Linked DNA regions of Homo sapiens: region 1 is linked to region 2. Evidence: read pairs that join two places in POLR2A ChIA-PET (ENCODE). Cell type or tissue: PC-9. All regions are shown on one strand. Links, peaks and the distances in the headings refer to the core of each region. The heading gives the core; the rest is flanking DNA. Region 1 overlaps MBNL2 (muscleblind like splicing regulator 2). Region 2 overlaps LOC124903197 (a long non-coding RNA gene).

What was found. ChIA-PET counts read pairs that join two places held together with the same protein. Peaks named below come from ENCODE experiments on the same cell type or tissue, not always from the same donor. Only the 100,000 strongest peaks of a DNase experiment are listed, where the experiment ranks them.
Region 1: POLR2A ChIA-PET joins it to region 2 with 15 read pairs; 3 of 35 experiments call an interaction of 5 or more read pairs at or near these places.

The regions. Positions count from the first base shown.
Region 1 is chr13:97,287,816-97,296,075 of GRCh38, reverse strand. All of the region lies in intron 2 of MBNL2 (muscleblind like splicing regulator 2), which reads right to left. It overlaps LOC101927385 (a long non-coding RNA gene), which reads left to right. Exons shown (of 4, transcript XR_001749966.2): 1 at 1-833; 2 at 1,424-1,554. Among named protein-coding and RNA genes, the nearest start is that of MBNL2, 70 kb to the right of the region's middle. RefSeq lists a silencer at 407-701 and an enhancer at 5,127-5,186. In PC-9, for the core only: no CTCF peak of the experiment used is centred there; no DNase peak of the experiment used is centred there; H3K27ac peaks cover 2,015 bases.
Region 2 is chr13:97,137,961-97,146,370 of GRCh38, reverse strand. LOC124903197 (a long non-coding RNA gene) reads left to right here. Exons shown (of 3, transcript XR_007063844.1): 1 at 1-3,852; 2 at 4,363-6,400. It also overlaps a transcript of MBNL2 not described here. Among named protein-coding and RNA genes, the nearest start is that of LINC00456, 37 kb to the left of the region's middle. In PC-9, for the core only: no CTCF peak of the experiment used is centred there; DNase peaks (open chromatin) are centred at 3,680 and 4,590; H3K4me3 peaks cover 2,548 bases; H3K27ac peaks cover 3,112 bases.

The sequences.
Region 1 (8,260 bases), core at 261-8,260, 150 kb before region 2:
TCATTATTACTAAGAAAACCTAATAAGATATCTTGGCAGATATTTAATGTGGAAGTTTGACAAATAACAGTTCTTTGGTTCTTATGATATAAAGCAGCTCTTTATAGATGAGATCATACTTTTAAACTATCCAGATATATTTTGTTGGTTTCCTAGGAGACTGTAAATGCAAAGTTATGACCTAAGTATGTTATGTATTTAAACTTTGTTCTATACCTTAAATGCTGGTATTAGTCACTTATTCAAAATTCACAGGATTTCAATGTTGAAGAGTTCATGATTAAACTTGTACCATCACTCCAAGAACTCTACTAGATTTAAATGTATGTTAACAGTTTTATGAGTCCCCAAACTGTTACTGTGCTCTCATCGTCCTATCCTGTCATCTCCTGCATGGATCAAACATCTATTTCTATTGTGATCATTATGGCTAAGCTTGCCAGCTGGGTAGGGTTTGATAAAGATTACTACGGTGCACGTTGCAGCTCAACACCCTTTTGATATGTAACAAACTATAATGGGGATACTTGTCATGAATGAAATGAACCAAGTATGGTGTTAAGAACTACATCAACCCAGGCACAAACAAATGATTTTCCAACACATCATAGATACATAATGGTTGCTAGGCAACCAAATATTTCAACGCTGGCACAGGGGAAAACTTCTATTGCTAAGCTGGGATTGGCCACTTTAGCAATTAGTTCTGCTTGGGACTGTCTGTTAGTATCTTTGGTATAGAAAAAAAAAAACTTTAAAAGACAGTCTGAAGACTAATCCCAGGTGTGCACCTATTTGAGCAGCTCTTGAGATGGAAACTTTTATCCCTCAAGGTATGTTTGTATCTTCTTCCTCATATTGAACAAAGATGTGTCTTCCCACAGATCTCATTCATTGGCCCTGTTCTTTACACAGAGCAAGTTACTTCCTCTTCATTGTGCTAACTCTGAACATTTGTAGAGGGCTATCATGTCTTCTCCGAATCTTTCTTTCTCCAGGGTGAACACATCCAGTTCATTCATTTCCATTTTTTCACATACTGCTTACTTTCCCCTCACAATGATACCATAACATTTCAAACTGGCAATAACTGGGTGGTTAATAACTGGGCAGTTGTTGTTTTGTTTATAGTTATAGTTAATGACTTATAGGCTTCTGCATAGTTGGACACTGCAATTAGAATTGTCACAAGAATAAAAAGCCAAAGGGTGTAGGGCAGGTGCTTGATCTTTTTTTATCCTGACTTGGGAAATGTAATCTATGAGTTAACATAGTCTTTGTGCCTTATTTGAACATTTTATGACAAATGGAAACTTTAAGTAAGACCTTCAGGGATAGTTACTAGATTTATACAGTGTAATAACTGTTTCAGAGTAGGTGATATAACTATTTCAAGTAATGTTTTCTAAATTTGGCCATGCAGCTACAGCATTGGAGAGCTTCTAAAGATACAGAACACTGGGATCCATACCCAGACCTACTGACCAGATGCCTCCATAAGTCCCCGAAGGAATATCATTTGGCAGCCACTGATATAGGGTAAATAACATGAAGGTCTGTCTTCCCAGTTAGCTAAATTCTACCTAGCCCGTAATGCTCTCTGCTATGACATTTTTTGGTTGTTCTTGCAGCTAACACTTCCATATTCTTAAAAAGTCTCTTCTGCTAATAACCGGTACACATGGTTTAGTATTTAATTGTAAATTCTGCATGGCTATCTGTCTCCTAGTTAGTTTATAAAATCCCTAAGAACAAGAACTGAGTGTTACATTTCCATGTGTCTTGCAGGGAGTATGGCACAATATTGAACAGAGTCATTCATTAATTGGTGAGGGGTTTTGGAAACAGTAGGAGAAAAAAGAAAATAAAGGAAGGTAGATACAGAAGCGTAAGCTAGAAATAATATAAATATCAGAGAAATATAAGATTTCAAGATTAATTCAAATTAAAAATGAAATTCAATGAAATGAAGCTTACACGAGATGAAAAAGATATAATAAAGTTGAAAATAAAAGAATGAAACAAGATATATCAGGAAAGCATGAAGAAAAAAAAAGCAGGAGTGGTACATTCATGTTAAAGAATAAATTGAAGAAAATTGGGGACTCGGGGGAAAGGATGGGAAGGGGTAAGGGATACAACACTACAAAGTGGGTTCCGTGTATACTGCTCGGGTGATGGGTGCACCAAAATCTCACAAATCACCAGTAAAGAACTTACTCATGTAACCAAATACCACCTGTTCCCCAAAAACCTATGGAAAGAAAAAATTTTAAACAAAAACAAAAATAAAGAATATATTGAAAAAAAGGTTAATTGCATATTGATACACAAGAGCCATAAAAAAGGTACGAGACTCAGGAAATACTAAGCTCAGAACAACACAGTATCATTCTATGAAATGCAAAAATTGTTAGAAATACAAGGAAACATGTGAGGAGTATTAAAATTTCTTGCATCACCATAATTCTCTGGCAGGTCAAGGGGACAAAAATAAATAATTACAGGCACAAAGCACTTGAATTATTTAATGTTTGGATAAATATCTGCACGCTGATATAACCTTGTACCTTAAGAACAGGAAATGCATCTTCTCAAGTGTCATGTACCAGGTACAAACATTGATCATCATCTGCACCAAAAAAATACTTTAGTGCATTTCTAAGGTAAAAACTGTACCTTTTTATTTTAATAATAAAATACTACCACAAACTATTACTAGAATTTCAAAGGAAAAAGAAAAACCAAATTACTTGGATATTTTAGAAGTGGTTGCATAAATAATGACTGAGGCAGTCAAGCAAACTAGAAAATAACAAAAGTGAGAATATTATTTAACAAAAATCTATAAGATACAGCCAAAACTATTTTTTGTAGCAGATTTACAGTCCTAAATACTTCAACGAAAAAAGAATTATGAGAACAGAACTAAATATTCTACTCAGAATTTATGGGCAAAAAGACAAAACAATTAAAAAGAAAGCTGGAGAAAGGAAATAATAAACACAGAAGTAAAAATAATAATAATGATGATGAGATAAAATAATTTGTCCTTTGTAGAACTGGTAGCTAAGATCAAGAACAGGTTCTTCAAATAAAACAGACACACCTCTGGCAAATTTAATTTAAAAAATAAAAGGAAAACAAATAATTTATAAATTATCTATGTAGTCATATTTAGGGAGAAGACTGATAGAGTAAAATAATTTTAAGTGATAAAATTGAAAATCTTGGTGAAATAAATAATTCCCTGAGAAAAATGTAAATCAAGATGAACTTAATGGAAGAAATCCTACAGGAAAATAAAGAAGAAATTGTACTATGTATCAAGAAGTACAGTTACTTCAAGTGAAGATTTTAGAAGTTTTGGAAGGACCTGGGGCTCACCGAGAGAGGAATTTGGATATCGACAACACTTTCTACAATTTAATTAAAGAAGTGGGCTTAAACTTCATGTAAAAATGAGCTAGATTTTTATTTAGAATTGAAATTGGAAATAAAAAATAATTCTAAAAAACAAATGATCAAATAGAACTTTCTGTTTAAAATGGCAAAGAAAAAGTTAAGGAGACTGGAGCCAATCTCAAGACGAACCAAGATAAATCTATTAGTGACGGGAGCTTCAATTACACAGGATATGTTTAGTAGGATTTTCTACAGAAGCAGTCCAAGGGAAGTCTGCTCAGATGATAAACCGAGTTCTCCCCAAGCTTTGGGTTTACACCCAGCTCCTGAGTGACTATGGCAAGAATGGCCTTAGAGAACATGAAGGGTAAAATTACCAGCAGTGCAAATGGGGCCAGGAGAGATGCCTTCGTAAGAGGAAAGGGTCGTTCCCTCTTCGAGCAATCACTTTTTTTTTTTTTTTTTTTTTTGAGATGGAGTCTGGCTCTGTTGCCCAGGCTGGAGTGCAGTGGCGCGATCTCGGCTCACTTCAAGCTCCGCGTCCCGGGTTCACGCCGTTCTCCTGCCTCAGCCTCACGAGTAGCTGGGACTACAGGCGCCCGCCATCACACCCGGCTAGTTTTTTTGTATTTTTTAGTAGAGATGGGGTTTCACCGTGTCCAGGATGGTCTCGATTTCCTGACCTCCTTATCCGCCCACCTCGGCCTCCCGAAGTGCTGGGATTACAGGCGTGAGCCACCGCACCCAGCCCACTTTTTTTTTTTTTTTTTGAGACGGAGACGGAGTCTCGCTCTGTTGCCCAGGCTGGAGTGCAATGGCATGATCTCAGCTCACTGCAACCTCCGCCTCCCAGGTTCAAGCGATTCTCCTGCCTCAGCCTCCTGAGTAGCTGGGATTACAGGTGCATGCCACCATGCCCAGCTAATTTTTGTATTTTTAGCAGAGAAGGGTTTTCACCATGTTGGCTGGGCTGGCCTCGAACTCCTGACCTCAAGTGATCCGCCCACCTCGGCTTCCCAAATTGCTGGGATTATAGGCGTGAGCCACCGCGCCCGACCCAAGCAATCACTCTTGATGCCACAAAGGTAAAGAGCAAATGGAGATGGGATGTGTATTACTTGATCTTTTTAATAACCTGTCGTGACACATCAGCTTTTCTAATATTAATAATTCTACCTGAGGTGGGCGGATCACGAGGTCAGGGGATTGAGACCATCCTGGCTAACACGGTGAAACCCGGTCTCTACTAAAAATACAAAAAATTAGCTGAGTGTGGTGGCACATGCCTGTAGTCCCAACTACTCGGGAGGCTGAGGCAGGAGAATCGCTTGAACCCGGGAGGCAGAGGGTACAGTGAGCCAAGACTGCACCACTGCACTCCAGCCTGGGCAACAGAGTGAGACTCTGTCTCAAAATAATAATAATAATAATAATTCTACCTCAAAACATATTGTAAATCCACACATCTACCTACCTCTGCCCCCTCCACCCCAGCCGGGTGGCATTGCTAGTAATGTGAGTGATGCAGAGGCTTTTTTTAACCAACCACCTGGCCCTTCCTCCTCCTACCATCCCTCCTCCAGGCTGACTGGCCTTCCCATAAGACAGATCAGAGCCTGTCATCCCTGTACTCAAATCTTAGTGCTGAGCATAACATTCAAACACCTACACAGTTTCTGTCTTACTCATGATGTCAGGCCTCTTGTTTCCAGGAATTGGCAAAACGCATTCATCTCCAGCCAGGCTTAGAGCTTTTTCCCCTGCATCTGGGAAGCCTTCCTCTCTTCTCCTTCAGGCCTCAGCTCAGAAAGCAACTCCTTGGAGAACACATCACAAGCCACCCTTTCTGCAAAAGTCTTCCCCCATCACAATGTTTTCTATCAGAGTACCTTGCTCCATTTCCTTTCTAGTAATTCTCATAGTAGGTAAATAAATAATTGTTGGGTGGGAAAGGAGGGCTGTTTCTTTCTTTTTTTTTTTTTTTTTTTGAGACGGAGTCTCGCTCTGTCGCCCAGGCCAGACTGCGGACTGCAGTGGCGCAATCTCGGCTCACTGCAAGCTCCGCTTCCCGGGTTCACGCCGTTCTCCTGCCTCAGCCTCCCGAGTAGCTGGGACTACAGGCGCCCGCCACCGCGCCCGGCTAATTTTTTGTATTTTTAGTAGAGACGGGGTTTCACCTTGTTAGCCAGGATGGTCTTGATCTCCTGACCTCATGATCCACCCGCCTCGACCTCCCAAAGTGCTGGGATTACAGGCGTGAGCCACCGCGCCCGGCCAAGGAGGGCTGTTTCTGCTGATTTTTTTTTGTCACTTCCCACTAGAATGAAAATCCCACGAGGTCAAGAAATTTGTCTCCTTTCTAACATGCTGTATTTCCAGCGGTGTGCCCACTGCCTGTCATACTGGGGCATTCCAAATTTCATAAATAAATCACACTTTTCAGAAATTGTGATTATTTTATTAGTTTGTTTACTTTTGCTAAAGAGTAAACCGAGGTACAATAAAAATTTAATGGGCTTATTTGAGCAAATAGTGATTCAAGAATTGGGTGGCTCCAAACCAGAACTGGTTTGGGAACTCCATGAGGGATTGCAATGGGGAGACTTTTATAGGAGAAACATGGAAGTAATGCAGAGAAAATATTTGACTGATTGCAGTTATACAGTTACCTTATTTCATCTATCCTGTTGGAAATTCCCTAGTTACATAATTACACATTTGTTTGTTACTTCTGATTAGTTGGAGTTTAAGTTGTATTCTTCTTTAATATAGGCATTTACAAGAAATTGCTCAAGTTAAGTTTTGCTTATGTTTGCAAATCAAGCTAGGTTCAGGTCACATCTGAGGTCTTGCTGGCTATGTCTGCTTATAGTTTCTTCAGGCCTGGTCTCCATTTTAATTTACTTTACCACTGTGTTGGAATACTGTTGATTACCCCATTGGGCTGCAAGGTCCACGAAAGCAAGGTCCTCGCCTCTCCTTTGGTCACCAAACATAGTGCTTGGCACTAAATAGTGGCTCAATGATTATTTGTAAAATAAATAAATGAATAAAGAGATTTAAAGTTCCCTAGAAAGTGAAATGTCTTTCTCCTTGACTTTACATACCACTCAGAAGATTCTGGACCTACTAGAATTCTTCATTAAGAATTTTGTTTTCCTGGTATTTTCCAGCTATCCCAACTTCTGTTAACAACCGAAAGTTAGCAGGAATGGGGGAAAGGCCATATGATTTAAATGCCTCCAATGAGGGCTGCTACTGATTAATTTTAGATCCCAAGCATCTGGGTCAATGCCTAGTTTCATGGCAGGTATGCAAATGATTATTTTAGTGTCATTATTAATGATTTTACTAAGAGCTGGGAGCACTTGAAATGTTCCTCCAAATGAGATTTGAGATGTAGACCAGATGGTCATTTTTTAAGAGCATCTATATATTCTATTCTACTTTTCAACACATAAGTTTTTATATTAAGATTGATTACTAATGTACCTAAGCACCCACATCAGTATTCAGTAAAAAATTAGACGCATTATGTATTTTTTAAGAATAAGAAATGCTCCATTGAGATGATAATAATCTAAATGAAATATAATCATCCCTGAAGTTGAATCTAGCCATTCTGTTTTGCTTTAACTAGGTTAAGGCCTCTAAGTCATTTTCTTTTTCTCCTTCCCCTGGCAATATATCATGTTCTACAGAGCTTAATATTGTGTGGGTACAACCTCAGGCATAAGAAAATGGTCTCATCAGTCTTAGCCCCAAAATGCTGTTTGGTCAGGCAGGATGGCTTAGGTAAGTTTGATCACAAATAAATATGTCAATATCTACTCATTCCCTGAATCCCAAAGGTCAGTGCTCAGGGGAGGATTTGTCCTAGGAGTATCAGTTTTATTCTTCTTGGTCATGATGGTGCTGAGAAAGACTAATATACACTGGACTATAATCTTTGAGCCAGAGGAAATTGAATCAAACCAAGTGGAAAGAATGTGCTATTTAGTATTAGCAGGGTCAGTTAATGGAAAAATTGTGAAATGGGTGAAGTTCATCATTGATCTAACTCCTGCAGAACAAACCTGGTCTCCCCAGTCCCAGGGGCATGCCCGCTGGCCTTTGTTTAGACCTTGGCATTTTCCGCTGGCTTCTCTCAGTTTCTTGGGGACTTGATTATGTGCACTGAAACAAAGCCATTCTAGGTTTTGAGGTTTCTGGTTGGGCTCTTTCCTTCCCCACCCTCAAATGGATATTAGCTTATTTGATGGATCAAGCTGTCCTCATTTGCTAACAGAAAATGGCTTAAGGAATTTCTTGGGTCCTCTCAGGTAACATGTGGATTTCACAGTGACTTTCTTATGACAAAACTCTTCCAGTGTGTATGACTCAAATGAGTGAGTTTGCTGGTGTGGATTTCAGTCCAAGTAGTATGGACAGATAGATCCCTGCCTTTGAATTTTATGAAGCAGTAATATATAATAAAAAAGAGAGAGAAACTGACAGAGTTGCCCGTTTATTTTTTCTTTTTGCCAAGTAAAGGCATTATGGAAAAAGAACAAGACTCACCTACTAAGACAATCATTTTATAAAAGAAATAAACATAGGCCGGGCATGGTGGCTCATGGCTGTAATCCCAGCACTTTGGGAGGCCGAAGCAGGTGGATTGTTTGAGGTCAGGAGTTCGAGACCAACCTGGCCAACATCGTGAAACCCCATCTCTACTAAAAAAAAAAAAAACAAAACAAAACAAAAAAAAAACAGAAAATTAGCCGGGCCTGGTGGCAGGCACCTGTAATCCCAGCTACTCAGGAGGCTGAGGCAGGAGAATCGCTTGAACGCAGGAGAATCACTTGAACCCAGG
Region 2 (8,410 bases), core at 193-8,192:
AGTGTTGTGGGGTTTTTGTTCACAATAGACTGGATCTGTTGTTGGCAAAACTCTTTTAGAAAGTAGAACCTGCTGGGCGCGATGGCTCACGCCTGTAATGCCAGCACTTTGGGAGGCCGAGGCGGGAGGATCACGAGGTAAGGAGATCAAGACCATCCCAGCCAACATGGTGAAACCCCATCTCTACTAAAATATTAAAAAAAAAAAAAAAAATTAGCCGGTTGTAGTGGCACACGCCTGTAGTCCTAGCTACTCGGGAGGCTGAGGCAGAATAATTGCTTGATCCAGGGAGGTGGAGGTTGCAGTGAGCCAAGGTCATGCCACACACCACTGTACTCCAGCCTGGTGACAGAGTGAGACTCCGTTTCAAAGAAAAGAAAAGAAAAGAAAAGAAAAGAAAAGAAAAGAAAAGAGTAGAACCCTGTCTGCAAGTAAAACCTGACATGGAAGCCTGCTATACACATCCAATAAAAATGCAACTGCTCAGGTGAGAATCAAGGTAGATCAACTGCTTGGTCTGCCTTGCCTTGTTTCAGGGAGCAGCCCCTGAGGGAACCAGGAAGAAGCCTTATAGCACCAGAGGGCAAGGGCTCAAGAACTCAGAACTAGACCACTTGGCAGGCTCTTTTCTGCAACAAACTATTATTTCATAATATAGTTACACTGTGCAGTTCCAAACACCATCCAATGCCCATATCTTTTAGCTTTTTTCAACGGAAAAATAATGATGGCTTCAAATATATAGCTTGAGGAATAAGTAACAGAATACGTGCTGCCAACTAGTTATGAAATAAAGTATGCAGTTAACATCAAGGCCCATGCCCTCACTTCATATGGCAAGTTATCACTGCAAGCTACTGGGCACCTGCATCCTCAGACACCTAGGTTCTTTTTCCTTGGACACTTTTCTCTTTCTTCTCATCATCCTCTCTCTTGCCTCTTACAGTCCCTTTTGCTCCCTCCTTTTCTCCATATCTTCCCTGACCTCTCTTTTCTCTCTTTCATTACCAATTCTTTCTTTCTCTTTTCTTTCTTATCATGTTGCTTTTTTTAGCCTTTGTTTAGCTTCTATCTGCTCCTTCAGGATCAGTCAGGCCTGGTCAGGTTACAGTGCAATAACACACATCTCCCAAATCTCAGATGCTTAAAGCAACAAAGTTAATTTTACAGTCCTTCCACAGGCCCGTCACAGGTTGCTCATTGGAGTTGTTCAGGGACCCAGGCTGATGAAGCAGCCATTTTCTCAAATGTTGGAGAGAGAGCATGTAGGGAAGCCTGCGTTCTTTCCTGAAGCTTCTACCTAGATATGAAATATGCATCACTTCCCACATATTTTATTGCTAAAGCAAATTACACAGACAAAATTTAAATTGGTGGGGGAAGCACAATGCTACCATGTGCCTGTAAGTTTAGAGGGTTCAAATATTTGAAATTCGCCTAATGAGTACCACTGTCATTATGTAACCTTCACAGCTCTATGTCAGGGTCCTTCCGAATACTTTGCTTCTAATGTTCTTTCCCTCTAGCCCTGCACCTTGACCTCCTTATTTGTTCCTATTTGAGATCTTCCTTATTTCCTCCTCATCCTCCGCCGTCATGTGGTGGCTGCACCAAGAGTAATTATAAGAAGTATCACTAGGCTGGGCGGGGTGGCTCATGCCTGTAATCCCAGCACTTTGGGAGGCTGAGGTGGGCGGATTACCTGAGGTCAGGGTTTTGAGACCAGCCTGACCAACCAACATGGAGAAACCCCATCTCTACTAAAAATGCAAAATTAGCCAGGCGTGGTGGCACATGCCTGTAATCCCAGCTACTCAGGAGGCTGAGGCAGGAGAATTGCTTGAACCCGGGAGGCAGAGGTTGCAGTAAGCTGAGATTACACAATTGCACTCCAGCCTAGGAAACAAGCACGAAACTCTGTCTCAAAAAAAAAAAAAAAAAAAAAAAGAAGTATCATGTCTAGAGGCAGGGAGAGGAGCTTCATGGTTTTTAATGCACAATTTCTGGGATAACATGGTTATAGTCCTCTAAGCAGAAGAGAAGGCAGTATCAGGATCCTACGGGTATCTGGCCCTAGCTCAGACCCCTCCTTCATGGAGGTGCGATCCTAGCAGACTCTGCTCATTCCCAGCTGTTGCTGCTAAGGCGAGGTTTCTGAAGGCTCAGACAGAGCAGCCGCTCCCTTTTCCCACTCCACGTGGCACCACATCAATAATCATTTAAACACAGCCGGGCGTGGTGGCTCATGCCCGTAATCCTAGTGCTTTGGGAGGCCGAGGAAGGCAGATTACTTGAGGTCAGGAGTTCGAGACTGGCCTGGTCAATGTGGTGAAACCCTGTCTCTACTAAAAATACAAAAATTAGCCAGGCATGGTGGCGGGAGCCTGTAATCCCAGCTACTCGGGAGGCTGAGGCAGGAGAATCACTTGAACCCAGGAGGCAGAGATTGCAGTGAGAGGAGATCATGCCACTGCACTCCAGCCTGGGTGACAGAGCAAGACTCTGTCTCAAAAAAATCAAAACAAACCAAAAAACTCATTTAAACACTCTTCCTCCATAGCCATCATTGAACTATCGAAAAATAAGTCAGGGTAAAACCATTCCCATTATACTTTATACATATAGAGAAATTAAATGAAGCAAAAATAAAAGAGAGTTTACTCAGTATCAATCATAGTTAGAATGAATCCTAGGAAGTAACTGCATTGTAAAATTATACGGAAATCCGTAAGTTAAAGTTAAATCTTAGCTGTCAACAAAACATCATCTGTGAATTAAAGAAAGGTGAGTACATTTACTTGAGTACAAACATTATTCATTTCATCTGTACCAGGGACTAGTAAACCAGAAGCCAGCAAACCTATCATACCTGCCTCCTGTTCTCCACCTTGCTGAAGAGTCACATGCAGTTTTGCATGTTAGACTCCCCTCCTGGATAGATTTCAACGGCACAGGGGTTTGGGGAATTTAGGAAGTGTTGATGGCAGGAAGGTCCTTCAAAGAATTCTAACATGTTACCAAGAGTGCTGAGACCCAAATCAGCTAATGGCTATGTGGTATGATCAAATACAAGTTGGCCTAATATTGGGAGTGGTTACAGATAAATAGCTGCTTATATGAGATGACAAAGGACATAGGGAAGGTTTTCAAATGCTTCCCTCAGTGTTGACTATGTTGACAAAACTTTACAACTAGAGAATTCTTCCTTTAGGATTTTTTATTTTTATTTTTTAGTTTTCAAGAAGAACCAGTAAAAAAGAAAATATAGCAGGGAGCCACAACACTCATTTTTAAGCTATTATAAACCAACACCATATTACAGAGGTAACTGACATGATAAATCTGGGCTAGGTAGCTAGGTAGGAAGTGAAGAGTTCATGGTCCTAAGAGGATCTGATCCGGTGCTTCTTGGGAAATGGGAAAGACTGAAGACAAGACCTGCTACCTTCTCATTTTTTTGTTTTTTTCTAAAGAACAGCTCTGATTTTTCTCAAGGCAAACTAAAAAAAAGTCTAAGATAAAAAAGCAAAACCCATCTTCCCAAAGTTGCATGTTAGTTGCATTCCCTGAGCCCCTAGCTATATCTGAGATTTCCCTTTAGGGAAATTCCACAGGTTACAATTCCTTGGGTAGGGTCCCTTTAAGTTGTTGGTTAGAGACGTGGGACAGGAAGCGGAAGCGGAGGTCAGGCTGAGAGGAGATACCTAGGAAAGCCGGGGCACAGAGCAAAGCAGCCGTGGAGGCGTGCATGACCAATGCAGAGCCAGCCATAGACTCTTCCAAGCCTCCTTCGAGGAGGCCAGTGTGGGGAGGTGGAATATGTAGGGATGAACACCCACACTATGTGTGGAGGTATGTTTCACTTTAGGTTTTGATGAACTAAGACCTAAGAACTATCGAGTTTTCACAGTAGTTCCAAACACTTTCAAATACATAACCTAGTGGAGATTGTTTAGACAAGGTCCTTGCCTTCAGCATTTGATGATTCTATTTATAATTGAGAAATCAGAGGTGAATCTATCGTCTCAATAATTATGACAGGCGAAGTTCCATTCTTTCTAGGAAATCAAGCACTCCTGGTTAATGAGTTTTTAGAATGCAGAATTAATACCTTATCTTTTCTAAACTTTCATATTAAATCAACAACTTTCTACTGTTTTATATACAGCTAAGAATAAATAAGCACAGTTATAATAAGCATCAATTCTCATTAAATGAGAAAGCTTTAATTTAATTGATAGAGAAACCCTCTGAGTTTTTACCCCATTAGTTTTTCCCTTTTCCCTCTCTATCAATTTCTATCGGTTGCTAGTCAATTTTTTTTCTTTTTTGTTTTGCAAATTAACCTTCTCTCTGGTTCAGTTCCTTAGGTAAAAAATACTAGCAGTGCCTTACTTTAGGGAACTGAATATTCTGAGCTATAGCCAAGGAGAAAAGGTGATCACACGGTGGCCTTCCTCTACCTGGGTGAATGTTCCAAGGCTCCTCAGACACAGCTCTCCATTCTCTGCGCAGCCTCTGCCTTCCATCTGCCTCTGAACAAACAAACAGCTACAGGCAAAGTAGTAGCTCGCAACTCCAGTTTTGCATGGGAGTGACTCATGTCACAGAGAATGTGAGTCATTCTCTGCTCCAGGGGAGTTTACACTCAGGCTTAGCACAATCGTCCTTTTCCCTAGCCCTCCTCCCTTCCCTGCAAGCTTTGAGGACTTTGAACTCCATAAAACGATCCTATAGAATAAAAGAGAGTAGTGACAGGGTGTGTGTGTGCAAACTGTAGTGTGCACAGAGGCACCAAAGAAGTTGTAGACCTAACTCATCTGCAATTAAAGACTGCAGAAAAAATATGTGAGCTACTTTTAAATGAAGAATATTCAGCATAAAGAACAATTGGAAAAATTCAAACATGTATTATCTCCTCTCAATAAATACTATTTCCTCAAAAGAGCTGGCACAGTTGGCTGGGAGCGGGGAGCATTTTCCTACTCTTATGAAGATGGTTTATATTTGATTTGCATTTCAGATTTTTTTTTGTAAATTACTGAACATACATCATGTAGTCAGACCCATCTTAAGAAATGCCATCCTTCCTGCCATCCTAGGCACGCTCTCATGAGACTCCCTGCAGTGAGAGCTTGTGTCTAAATGTCAGATGTAGGACAGATATAAAGGACAACTTTGATCACAATTCTGGGCCAAAATGATTACCTTTTGGGTTCTTCTCCTATAATCATCTTTTTTCAGAGAGCTTGTGGCTTATTCGTTTGCTCAAAATAAAGCACATTATTTTTCATAAGAGAAAAAGAAACTGAGCTTATGTGATCTAAAAGTGTTAAAGTATAGCCAATATGTATTATTAGAAGCAAATATGTTCTTTTTATAAAAGACAATGCAAAAGCCTTTCTAGACATTATTTTTGTCAGAATCTGCCAAAGAAAGAGAGAGAGATGGGCACAAGGAGTATTTCTCAGACGCCAAATCAAAGAGAAAAATCTTAGGAGAGATAAACATTATGTCATGTTTCTGAAACTTCCTGATTATACTTAAAGTAGACCATCTGTCCCCAGTGACGGAACTCACTGGATGAGACCTTGAGGAATGTAACTCTTTGTAAAATTTCTGAAACATTGAATTTGCTCCCCAGTAGTCCAACTTTGTAGCAAATCTGTTACCCAGATGTAAATTTAGAAGCATCCGAGTTCTTGGCTCCCTAAAGGAAGAATTTCAATTTAGAAGAGGCATTATAGACTCTAACAAGAGAAGAATGGCTCAAAACCTAAATTACCCCAAACAAACCGGGATGCAACATAAGGGAAGTAAGTGGAGAATTCAGCATTAGGGAAAGGTGAATATGAGCTGCTCTTACCACTGAGAGAAAAATACTGTTACTGCAAACAAAAATGAAACTCACAAATATGATCCAAATGTTAAATGTATGCTCTGGTTTTGAAGAACAAATTCATTCCTCACTAAGCATTTTCCTAAGCGTCATTCAGTACATGCACAAACTCAAACTTGACATGACATCTACCAAAGGCGTGTGTGTGTGTCTGTGTGTGTATCTGCCTGTATATCACCAGTCTTCTACAAAGAGGCAGATGGTACTAGGGAAAAAAAGCTGACAGAGAACCGCAATATAAATCGTGATACAATTCTTAAGTTGAGTAAAAATGGGACAGGAGAATCGTACAAAAATTCAGCAAGAAAAGCTTGAAGGAAAAAAAAAAAAAACCGTGGAGGAAATGGTGGAAAGCATCAGGAAGTGGAGCAAGCTTGGAAAAGTGAAGTGGGAGAAATGCTGAGTGACAGATGCCATGGACCTGTAAGGGAGGCAAGAGGATGGGTCCAGCCTATGGAAGAAAGCAGAAGAAGGGAACAGCCACTTGTGAAATCCCAAGAGGTAAGAGAGATAGAGGAAGTGATGGCTGAAGGTCAGGAATGTGGCATCCTCCCTGCCCACCACAGCTGCTGCCTCTCCCTGCTGTGATGGGGCTGAATGTTGGTAGTGAAATGGATTGATCAGCCTCCCAAACGTGCCTCATGGAGGCCTCTGGCTGTGGGGATCTTTGGAGTCTCAGGCAATATTCCCTCCATGTGCGTCTGAAGCTGGGCCATGACACACAAGGAGATTCTGTCCGCTCCTTGCACAGAAGCCCTCTGAGTGCACTTGGACATGGTGGTTTGAAAATCAAAAAGACTCCCCAAAATGAATCTGACATGTTCACAATGTCCCTAATAACCATTGTACTCATGGCAATTATCCCCTAAAGAGGTTTTATAAATCACTACATTGCTTTCACACTGCCAAACCAAGGTTGTAATTTTCCATTTCATTAGATTTATCATAGTTATGATAGTTTCATATAATGAACACCATATACCCATCACCTAGAATTTTAAAGTGTTAGCATTTTGCTGGATATACTTTAATTTTTTAATGTAGTATTTAAAGTAAATTCAAGATACTACATTTTACTTCTGAAGACTTTAGTAGCATCTCTATAAACTAATCTTGTTCTATATAATCACAATACCCATAGGGCACCTAACACAATTAATAAGACCTGCATATCATATCATCCCTGTTCTCTATTCAAATTTCCCCAGTTGTTGCCCCAGTGAGTTTTATGACTCATTTATTCAAAGCAGAAGCCAATCAGTGTTCACAAATTGCATTTACTCATTATATTTCTTTATTCTCTTTTAACCTCGATCAGCCCATCCACACCTCCTTCCCTGCATGTTTCTTTTCATGTTCTTGACCAGGAGGAGAGACTAGCAGGGGTCTTGGGGAATGCTCTACCTTCTGGATTTGTCTGATTATTGCTCATTGAGTCATTTATCTTGGTTCTCTAACCCCTATATTTTCTATAAACCGGAAGTTAGATAAAATTTATTGTATACATTTGGCAAAATGACTGCACAGATGCTGCTGCATACTTCGTAGCAAATTGCATCAGGATCCACAGGTGGTCCTATTTTTCGTGATGCTGAAAGTGATCGCTGGGATAAGGTGATGGTAACCTGATCAACATAGCTAGCATAATCCTACCTCTTAATGCTCAAACTTGCCAAATAAACTGCCCACTGGCAAAGTTTTCTGTGCTTATAGCAGTCACAAAGCCCAGGCCAAAGTCTCCCTTGGCTCCTTTGTCCCATGCCCCACCACTCTCCCCTTTCTTGGACCCTTCCCATTGGGCTAGACCAAGAGACCATTATTCTGTTTCTTGTGCTCGTGGAATGATTGGCAGCAATAAGGGCTAGCATAAGTATCCAGTGAAGTCGAGTAGAACTCCAGCACCTAGTGTGCCAAAACAGTAGGTATATTTAATGAACTAATTAATATGGGCTAATCTAGTTTGATGGGAGAGTGGAGGGTGCTATGGACTGAATGTTTGTGTCTTCCACCAAATTCCCATGTTGAGGCTGGGCACGGTGGTTCATGCCTGTAATCCCAGCACTTTGGGAGGCCAAGGCAAGCCAATCACTTAAGGTCAGGAGTTCAAGACCAGCCTGGCCAACATGGTGAAATCCTGTGTCTACTAAAAATACAAAAATTAGCCAGGCGTGGTGGTGCACACCTGTAATACCAGTTACTCAGGAGGCTGAGGCATGAGAAATGCTTGAACCTGGGAGGCAAAGGTTGCAGTGAGCTGAGATTGCACCACTGCACTCCAGCCTGGGTGACAGAATGAGAATCTGTCTCAAAAATAAAAAATAAAAAATTTCCATGTTGAAACCTAACCTCCAACATGACGGTATTTGGAGGAGGGGCCTTTGGAAGGTGATTAGGTCATGGAGGTAGGATTAATGCCTTGATAAGAGGTCCCAGAGACTTTCCTGGCCTCTTCCCATATATGAGGACACAGAGAAAGGATAGCTATTTAGGAACCAGGAAGTGGGCCCTCAC